Linked DNA regions of Homo sapiens: region 2 is linked to region 1. A link is a loop called in an ENCODE intact Hi-C map of the cell type or tissue named here. Cell type or tissue: Caco-2. All regions are shown on one strand. Region 1 overlaps CASP4 (caspase 4). Region 2 has its middle 120 kb from the start of LINC02552.

Region 1 (5,000 bases):
CCATGACCCGAACTTTGTCTTCAGTTTTAGCATCGTAATATTTCTTTTTTTCCTCTTCCTTCCAGTTCAGTACATTTTGTTCCACCAAGTTATCCAAAACACCAGTGAGGAAATCTTTGCCCAGGGATTCCAACACCTTAAGTGGCTTTTTTCTGTGGTTGCCTTCTGTTAGAAATAGAAAGATTCCTTTAACTATGGGCACAGCTTAAAGAGTTTCACCCTCACTTTAGATATAGTTCTATAATGTGAAATACTTCTGAAAGTATGTCCTACTTCACCATCTGTCTTCTTGTACCTATAGAGTTCTGTCATTCATCATATTCCTACCAGGTTGTTTAACAATTTATTGCCACTAAATACTTTTTATTTTCTTTTTTGTTCTTTTTTCTTTTCTTTTCTTTTAGCTTCTCAACTTCCTTCTGTGGCATTGGACCTAATGCAAACTTCCTGGTCATCCACTGTATTCATTTTTCTCTTTTACTGGTTCACGGCCCATAGTGATAATGATCTGCCTAAAATATATATTCCCGGGAAAGTCAATGCTCTTGTCTAGAATATAAATTCTTCCTACTAGATTTTTACTTCCTATATGATTTTTACTCTTTTCTGTATTTAGTTTTCTTGGTGAAAGAACTATATCTTTGAATTTGCATTTTTTTAACTTACATCCTATACCCACATCTTTGTATTCAAAATGTTTAAAAGTACTTAATATGCTTGCTAAATACATAAATTAAAGAATAAATGGATGAGTGCATCCATATTTATAATTCTTTCAAATCTTGTTCTCAATGAAAATTTAAAATTGAAAGTAACCTGATTCCTAATCTTCCAGTGTGGTGGATTAGTTTAATTTGACACCATGTTAATGTATTACTCCTTAGAGTAATTTGAATATTTATAAGGAAATATAGATACCAAAGTAATACATCCTTTGTTTCAATACAACAGATATGATTTCGGCAGATTGTACACAGAAATGCTGGATATCTTATCAATTCTCAATCAATGCTACAAAGATAATTATACAATCCATGTAGATGTAAGGATAGTGCTGACAGAAAATGACATCTAAAGAAATCATGTCAGGACATTGCACAAAAGCTTTGGCACAGAAGCACCAGCCTCATTGTCTGGGTTATCTTGAATTAATATTTTCATACGTGCTTATTGGGCAGCTATTATGAGAAAAACATTAGACATTACAAACCAGGAAAAAAGTTACATAATATAAATTAACTTAGTAAAGGGTAATATCTCCCATGTACTTATTATAAATAAAAAATGAATGCATATAAAACAATTTAAATCATTATTATAATCATCATTATCATTTACATATCACTGTACCAAAGGTTTTACAAATGTTAATATACTGGACCCTCACAATAAGCCAGTGGGGTAGTTATTATATTCCCTATTTTATATTCACCATTTAAATAATAACTTATGTCACATCACATGAATTAGGATTCAAATCTTGTTTTTTTCACCATAGTCTATATAGTTAATCATGATATGGTTCAGTTAAAATAGTTAATATTCATTGAGCCCTCATCATGCCAAGTGCATTACTGAAATTTCACAAAAATTCCATATAAAACATATATTAACCTCTCTTATATGGAAAATGGAAGATAATAAGTAATTGACTCAAATAATGTAAAAGAACACCGAGTATATAGTAACTGGGAACAAGAATTGAAATCTAGGGGTTCAGAATCCAGAGCCCCCATTCTTAATTCATCAAACTACATTACCTGACAGTTGGTGAAGAGCTTCTTAAAAGAATGTAGACAAGATATTTAAGGGGCTCAGAAAACATTAGTGCATTCCAACAGGTGAGATCACAAAGGCTTCTGAGAAGAGGTAGCAAAAATGTTAGTCTTGCAACATCAGGTACAGATGTTGCAACACAGTGTGATTTGCAAACAGTACACAGATTAGTGTGTGGGATATCCAAACTACCTGAGTTCTGGGCTTCTGTTTTATTTATTTGTGTGCTCAGTAAACTAATATAGTGTTGACTGAATAAATGATATGTGAAGAAATATAATAAGCAATAAAATTGAAGAGTTTTTAACAAAAAAAGTCACATATGACAAACACACAGCTAACATCATACTCAATGGTGAAAAGTTGAAAACCCTTTCTCTAAGATCAGGAAGAAGACAAAGATATTCACATTTACCACTTCCATTCAACGTAGTTCTGACCAGAGCAATTCGCCAACAAAAAGAAATAAAAGGCATCAAAATTGGAAAGGAAGAAGTTTAATTGTGCCTGTTTAAAGATGAAATGGTCTTATATACGGAAAACCCTAAAGGATCCACCAAAAATCTTTTAGAACAAATAAACAGATTCAAGAAAATTGCAGGATAAAAAAAATCAACATACAAAAATCTGTAGTGTTTCTGTATAACAATAAACCATCTTTAAAAAATAAATAAATTTCCATTTAAAATTGCTGCAAAAATACTTAGAAATCAATTTAACCGAGTAGGTAAAAAACAAGTACACGTAAAAGTATAAAACTTCAACCCGATCAACATGGTGAGACTATGTCTCTACAAGAAATTTAAAAAGTTGGCTGGCCATAGTAGCATGTGTCTATAGTCCTTGCTTCTTGGAAGTCTGAGGTAGGAGGATTGCTTAAGCCCAGGAATTTGAGATTATAGTGAGCTATAATTGTGACACTATACTCCAGTCTTGGCTACAGAATGAGATCCTGTCTCAAAAATAACAGCAATAATAACAAATCTCAAAACTATAAAATATTGATAGGGAAAACTGAAGAAGACAAAAATAAGTAGAAATGTATTTTGAGTTGATGGACTGGAAAATTACTATTATTAAAATGTCCCTAATACCCAAAGAAATCTAAAGATACAATGCAATTCCTATCAAAATTCTAATGGCAGCTTTTACAAAAATAGAAACAAATCCTAAAATTTATATGGAATCACACACAAAAAAACAAACCCTGAATAGGCAAAGCAATTTTGAGTAAAGGGAACAAAGCTGCAGGCATCGCACTATCTGAGTTCAAAATAGACTACAAAGTACTACAGTCATCAAAATAGCACAATAGTTGCATAAAAATAGAAACAGAGAGCAAATGAACAGGACAGAAAACCCAGAAATAAACCCAATTATTTACATTAATTTGACTTTTCAACAAAGGTTTCATGAACACACAACTGGGAAAGAACAAATTCTTCAATAAATGATATTGGGAAAATTGTAAAACCACATGCAGAAGAATAAAAATCTCTAAACATATACAAAAATAAACTCAAAATGAGTTAAATATGTAAATGTAAGAACCAAAACTGTGAAACTACTAGAAGAAAACAGAGGGGAACAGCTTCATAACATTGGTCTAGACAGTGATTTTTGGATATGACAGAAAAGGACAGGAAACAAAAGCTAAAATATGCAAATGAAATTACATCAAACTAAAAAGCTTTTACACAGTCAAAGAAACAATCAAAAGATTAAAGAGATAATCAACAGTATGGTAGAGAAGATTTGCAAACCATACATCTGATAAAGAATTAATATGCAAAATACAAAGAACACAAACAATTCAATAGAAAGAAAATAAACTGATTTAGAAATAAGCAAAGGACCAGAATAAACACTTTTCAAAAGAAGACATACAGAGAATATGTATATGAAAAATGATCAACCTCTCTAGCCACCAGGGAAATTGAAGTCACAATGAAATATCACTTTGCACCTGTTGGAATGGCTATTACCAAAAAGACAAAAGATAACAAATGGTGGAGAGGATGTAGAAAAAAAGAAACTCTTGTACACTGTTGGTAAAACGTAAATTAGGCCCTGCGCAGTGGCTCACGACTGTAATCCCAGCACTTTGTGAGGTTAAGGCGGGCAGATCACCTGAGGTCAGTAGTTCTAGACCAGGCTGGACAACATGGTAAAACCCTGCTTCTAGTAAAAATACAAAAATTAGCCGAGCGTGGTGGTGGGCGCCTGTAATCTTAGCTACTCATGAGGCAGAGGCAGTAGAATTGCTGGAACCCTAGAGGCGGAGGTTGCAGTGAGCCTAGATTCCATGACTGCCCTCCAGCCTAGGCAACAGAGTGAGACTCTGTCTCAAAAAAAAAAAAAAAAAAAAAAAAAAAGAGTAAATTAGCATGGTCTTTATGGAAACCTATATGGAGACACCTCTGAAAGTTAAAAATAGAGCTAAAGATATGATCAAGCAATCCCACTATTAAGTATATATCAAAAATTGGAAAATCAGTGTCTCGAGGAGATATCTGAACTTCTATTTCCATTGCAGCATTATTCACAATAGCCAAGATATAAAATCAACCTAAATGTCTGTGGACAGATTAATAGATGAAGAAAATGTGGATTATATACAAAATGCAACACTATTCAGCTTTTAAATGGAAGTAAATCCTATCGTTTCTGACAATATTGATGAACATGAAGAACATTATATTAAGTAAAATAAGCCAGGCCAGGCACCAAAACACAAAATATCACATTATCTCACTTATACATAGACTCTAAACAGGTTAAACTCATAAAAGCAGAAGGTTGTACATAGAAAATATGTACAATGTTTATTTGTCAAATAAATAAATAAGTAAATTAAAAGTATGGCCTGAGGTATAATCTACACATTCTGATGGCATCCATTATATGCTTAAAAGAATAAATAAATCATTCTCAAATTTATGGATTCAGCCCAGATGTGGATGTCGGTATTGAAACCTATACATTCAATAGACAATGAGATATCTCAACTACATCTCACAACCTCATTTAACTCAACTTACAAAGATGAACTGTTCATTTTTTCATTTCCATCCTTCATTCTCTTTTCCATATACTAGTAAATAATACCTATACTCCAAGTACAAAAGAGCAGCAATACCTGGTGATATTCAACCTCTTTGGCCTTCTCTATGTCTTATTTCCCTTCTTAATTCACATTGCATCGATTTTATTTGCTAAACATT
Region 2 (5,000 bases), 230 kb before region 1:
GTTATATGCCTATTAGTGGGATTACCGAATCATATTGTAGTTCTATTTTTAACCTTTTGTGGAACCTCTATACTGTTTTTCAAACTGGCTGCACTAATTTACCTAAGATAATTTACCAAACTTTTCTTTCATCAATTTGATATTAGCCATTTTAACAGGTATAACATGATATCTCATTGTAATTTTAATTTATATTTCCCTAACGATTAGTGACATTAAGCATTTTTTCATATACCTGTTGGAAGTTTGTATGTTTCCTTTTGAGAAATGTCTATTCAGGACGTTTGCCCATTTTTTAAATCAGGTTACTTGTTTTATTGCTATTTGTGTTTCTTATATATTTTAGATATTATTAATGACTTATCAGATGTATAGTGTACAAATATATTCTTTTATTCTGTGGGTTGTCTCTTTGTGGATTCCAAAAATATTAGAATTGTTTCCTTTGATGTGCAGAAACTTTTTAGTTTGATGTAATCTTATTTGTCTAGTTTTGCTTTTGTTGCCTGTGCTTTTGGGGCTATATCCAAAATAATTATTGCCTAGGTCAGTGTCATGGATGTTTTTTCTTATGTTTTATTCTAGCAGTTCTACAGTTTCAGGTCTTACATTTATGTCTAATTAATTTTGCACTGATTTTTGTATATGGTGTGAGGAAGGGTCTAATTACATTCTTCTGCATGTGGATATCTGGTTGTCCCAGAATCACTTGTTGAAGAGACTGTCCTTTTCCCATTGTGTCTTCTTGGCATCTTTGTCAAAAATCAATTGACCATAATTATATTGAGTTTATTGCTGGGCTCTCTATTCTTCTCCATTTAGCTTTGTATCTGTGTTTATGTCAGTACTATGATATTTTGGTTATTATACCTTTGTAGTATGTTTTGAAATCAGGTAGTGTGATATGTCTGACTTTGTTCTTTTAGCTTGAGATTGCTTTTGCTATTTGGGGTCTTTTTTGGTTTTATACAAATTTTAGGATTTTATACTTCTGTGAAAAATACTGAAATTTTGGTAGAAATTTCATTGACTCTATAAATCACTTTGGGTATTATGGACATTTTAGCAATATAAATTCTTCCAATCCATGAACATGGGATACCTTTCCATTTGTTTGTGTCTTCTTCATTTTCTTTCATCAATGTGTTACAGTTCTCAGTGTATTGATCTTTCACCTCCTTTGTTAAATTTATTCCTAAATATTTGTGTATGTGTCTGTGTGTGTGCATGTGTGGCTGTCATAGATCTTTTAGTGTTGCTATAAAAGAATACCTGAGGCTGGGTCATTTACAAAGAAAATACGTTTATTTAGCTCATGGTTCTGCAGGCTGAGAAGTACAAGAAGCATGACACCAGCGTCTGCTTAGCTTTTGACGAAGCCTTTTCATGCTGTGTTATAACATGATAGAGAAGGTCAATGGGGAAGTGGACACATGTAAAGAGGAAAACTCCAAGGGGGTACCCTGGCCTTATAACAATCCACTCTCATGGGAACTAATCTATTCCCTCAAGAACAAATTCACTCTCTCACTCACTACCATGAGAATGACACCAAGCCATTCTTGAGGGATTCACCCCCATAACCCAAGCATCTCCTAGGCACTACCTCCAAACGCCACCACATTAGGGATAACATTTGAAAATGAAGTTTGGTTGGGAAAAATCTCCTACCATAGCAGTAGCTACTGTAAATAACATTGTTTTCTTAATCTCTTTTTCTGATAGTTCATTGTGAATGAATAAAAAGTTACTAAATTTTGTATGTTAATCTTGTATCCTGCAACTTTACTGAATGAATTTCTTTATTAGTTCTAATAGGGTTTTTTTTGGTGGAGTTTTTAGGATGTTTCCATATATAAAATTATGTCATCTGCAAATGGGGACAATTTAACATTTTTCTTTCCAAATTGGATGCCTTTTATTTTTTTGCCCTGCCTGAATGCTCTAGCTAGGACTTCCAGTTCTATGTTGAACAGAAGTGTTGAGAGGGGGTGTCCTTGCCTATCTAAGATGAAAGCTTTAAACTTTTCACCATTGAGTATGATGTTAGCAATGAGTCTGTCATATACAGTCTTTATTTTGTTGATGAACATTTCTTCTATAACTAATTTCTTAAAGGTTTTTATCAACAAGACTGTGTCTTGACAATTGACATATTGCAAGAAGCCCTATGGAGAAACCCAGGTGGCAAAGAACTGAGGGAAACCTCCAGTCAACAGCGTACAATAAACTGAATACAACTAATGACTTAAATGAGTTTGAAGTGAATTCTTTCCCACTATTTCCTCTTGAAATACATCAAAGAATTTCCTTTTAGTTTAAAATTTAGATTTTGTTGTTATAATAAAACACAATCTTTAGCATGGGCTATAAGTAATTTTTTCTTGATTATTTATTGTAATATGTATCGGTCTTTTTACAGTTTTCACAAACACCTTCTTTTTCCTGTTGAGAGTGGGTGTCCTTGCCTATCTAAGATGAAAGCTTCAAACTTTTCACCATTGAGTAAAATGTTAGCAATGAGTCTGTCATATATAGTCTTTATTTTCTTCTCTAGTAGAAAAGAATCTGAGTAGCTGAAGTCTGTCACACAGGCAGTGTATGTCTACATGATTGTCCCCCAATAAACACTCTGGACACAAAGGCTTAGGTGAGCATCCTTGGCTGACACCATTTTTAATGTGTTGTCACATATCATTGCTTGAAATGACTACAGGTTTCAGTGACACCTTGTTTGCTGCTTTGTGAAAGATCCTGTGCCAGAGGACACTGTGCCTACATTTCTGAAACTCAGGAAAAGTAAGATAATAAGTGTTTACTGTTTTAAAATGCTATGTTTTTAAGTAATTTACTGTGCAGCTGTAGGTAACTAATAGAGTGATAGTTAATTCAATATAATTTATTTAAAAATTTAGCATTCTGATTTTTTTGGTAAGGCAATTTTCAGGGATTTGAGCCAACTAGCTCTCAGCTATTATAATTTTTTTCTTTGCCAGTGGTGGAAAGCCTTTCTTTACTTTTTACAATTTATCTAAAATCTCCAGTTTATGACTCTCCAGACATATGGTCACTAATGGAGGAAGGAAACGCACAGGAAAAAGAAGATATGTGTGAAAACAGTAAAAAGACTGATACACATTACAAGAAAAAATCAAGGAACAATTACTTATAGCCCACACTAAGGATTACATTTCATTATAACAACAAAATCTGATTTTTAAACTAAAAGGAATCTCTTTAATGTATTTCAAGAGGAAACAGTGGAAATGTATAATCTTAAAGAATCTTGGAGAATATAGTACTCTATGTTGATTTTGCTTTCATATAATCAAGAAAAGAGAATATATTTCAAGGTATAAAACACTAGAAAAACACATGATTAATATAGAATTTAAAACATAGGGGGAACTGTGCAGGGAAAGCTAATTCAGCAGGCCTGGATTGCTCAAATCCTCAGATTTTCCAAATAAAGATCTGTCTTCAGGACGGGTCTGAAGCAGGCTTCTAGAAGATAACCTCTGATAGCTTAGACTATTTGGCCTGATAAGAGTATGTTTATATTCTTGAGGCCTTGGGCCATGCTGTATTTGTTTGATCAGATAAGTTTACCCTAACAATGCAATTTATGGTTAATGCTTGTTTATGCTTTGGGAGTGGTAGAATCTCAGTAGCCAAAGTCTGTCACACAGGCAGTGTACGTCTACATGATTTTCCCCCAGTAAACACCCTGGACACAAAGACTTGGGTGAGCATCCTTGGCTGGCACCATTTTTAATGTGTTATCACATATCATTGCTGGAAGAATTAACTGTGTCTCTGTGTGACTCCATTGGGAGAGAATGCATGAAAGCGTGTGCCTGCTTCCTCCTGAACTTTAGACCACGTGACTTATTCCTTTGCTGATTTCAATCTGCATCTGCAAAGTTATATAATAATCTATAACTATGAATATAGCAGTTTTTCTGAGTATCTGAGTCCTTCTAGCAAATCTTCAAGCCTGAGAATTGTCTTGGGAACCTTTGACACAGAATAAATAGTAAGAATCATTATAGATGAACTTAAGGCTTCAGTTCCAGTTGAAATACATGCTAAGGTACTGAAGTAACTAGTATATCGTCCATATCACCCTTAATAATTTTTGAGCTATTATAGAAAATAAGTGCCAGAATAGCTGTGATCATCACAGATCATCAAACATGATCCCAATTTTTCAAAGAAACAACGTCAGGAACTACAAATATGTAAGCTTGATATCAGATTCTAGAAATACTCTATAATGTACTTTAGAGCATATGGTAAGCTTATTGAGAGCTGGAGTTACAGAGTAGATCTCTTATAACTGGGGAACATAATACATAGCACATAATAAATGTAACACATAATACATAGTAGGTGCTCAAGAATTATTTGTAAAACTAAACAAGTAGTGTTGGGTTGCAAGACTGAAAAGATAAGATATCATGACTAGGAATTAGCATAGATGAAGAATCAATATAGGAAGACAACCTAACTACATTGGCTGTTTTAATCAGGTGATATCTAATTAGATTGGCCAAGCATAGGAAAGTCACAGATAAAGCTTATTTGGATTTTAGCAGTGTGTTAAAATCTTTCATGATTTATTTGTTTACCAGTTGGACAAATGTAGGCCAGATGTCAGAAAAATCAAGTATTGACAGAGTTGGATGAGAGTAGATTCAAATGATTGAATGATGATTTCCCAAGAGTCATCACACAGGATTCTGTCTTAAGCCTTGTCCTCTCTAAGATTTGTATCACTGACTTGGATAAAGACAAAAATATATGCTTATAAAATTTTTAGATAACAAAAAGCTGAGAGAAATAGCTAATGTGCTGCATAACAATCAATATTAGAAAAGATCTTGACAGCAATTTGTGTGAAAAAGACTTCAGGATTTTAGTCGACTGCCAACTCCATCAGCTATAGCTGTCAAGGAAGTTAAATATGTGTTGTATATAAATGCAGTAGCATGTGTGTG

Evidence for each region. A loop is a pair of places that touch in the nucleus more often than their neighbours do. Peaks named below come from ENCODE experiments on the same cell type or tissue, not always from the same donor. Only the 100,000 strongest peaks of a DNase experiment are listed, where the experiment ranks them.
Region 2: a loop joins it to region 1, with 1.9 times the contacts of the local background. A loop is called at or near these places in 1 of 110 quality-filtered maps.

The regions. Positions count from the first base shown.
Region 1 is chr11:104,954,837-104,959,836 of GRCh38, forward strand. CASP4 (caspase 4) reads right to left here. Exons shown (of 9, transcript NM_001225.4): 2 at 1-165. Among named protein-coding and RNA genes, the nearest start is that of CASP4, 11 kb to the right of the region's middle. In Caco-2, no CTCF peak of the experiment used is centred here; a DNase peak (open chromatin) is centred at 1,896.
Region 2 is chr11:104,722,317-104,727,316 of GRCh38, forward strand. No RefSeq gene overlaps it. Among named protein-coding and RNA genes, the nearest start is that of LINC02552, 120 kb to the left of the region's middle. In Caco-2, no CTCF peak of the experiment used is centred here; no DNase peak of the experiment used is centred here.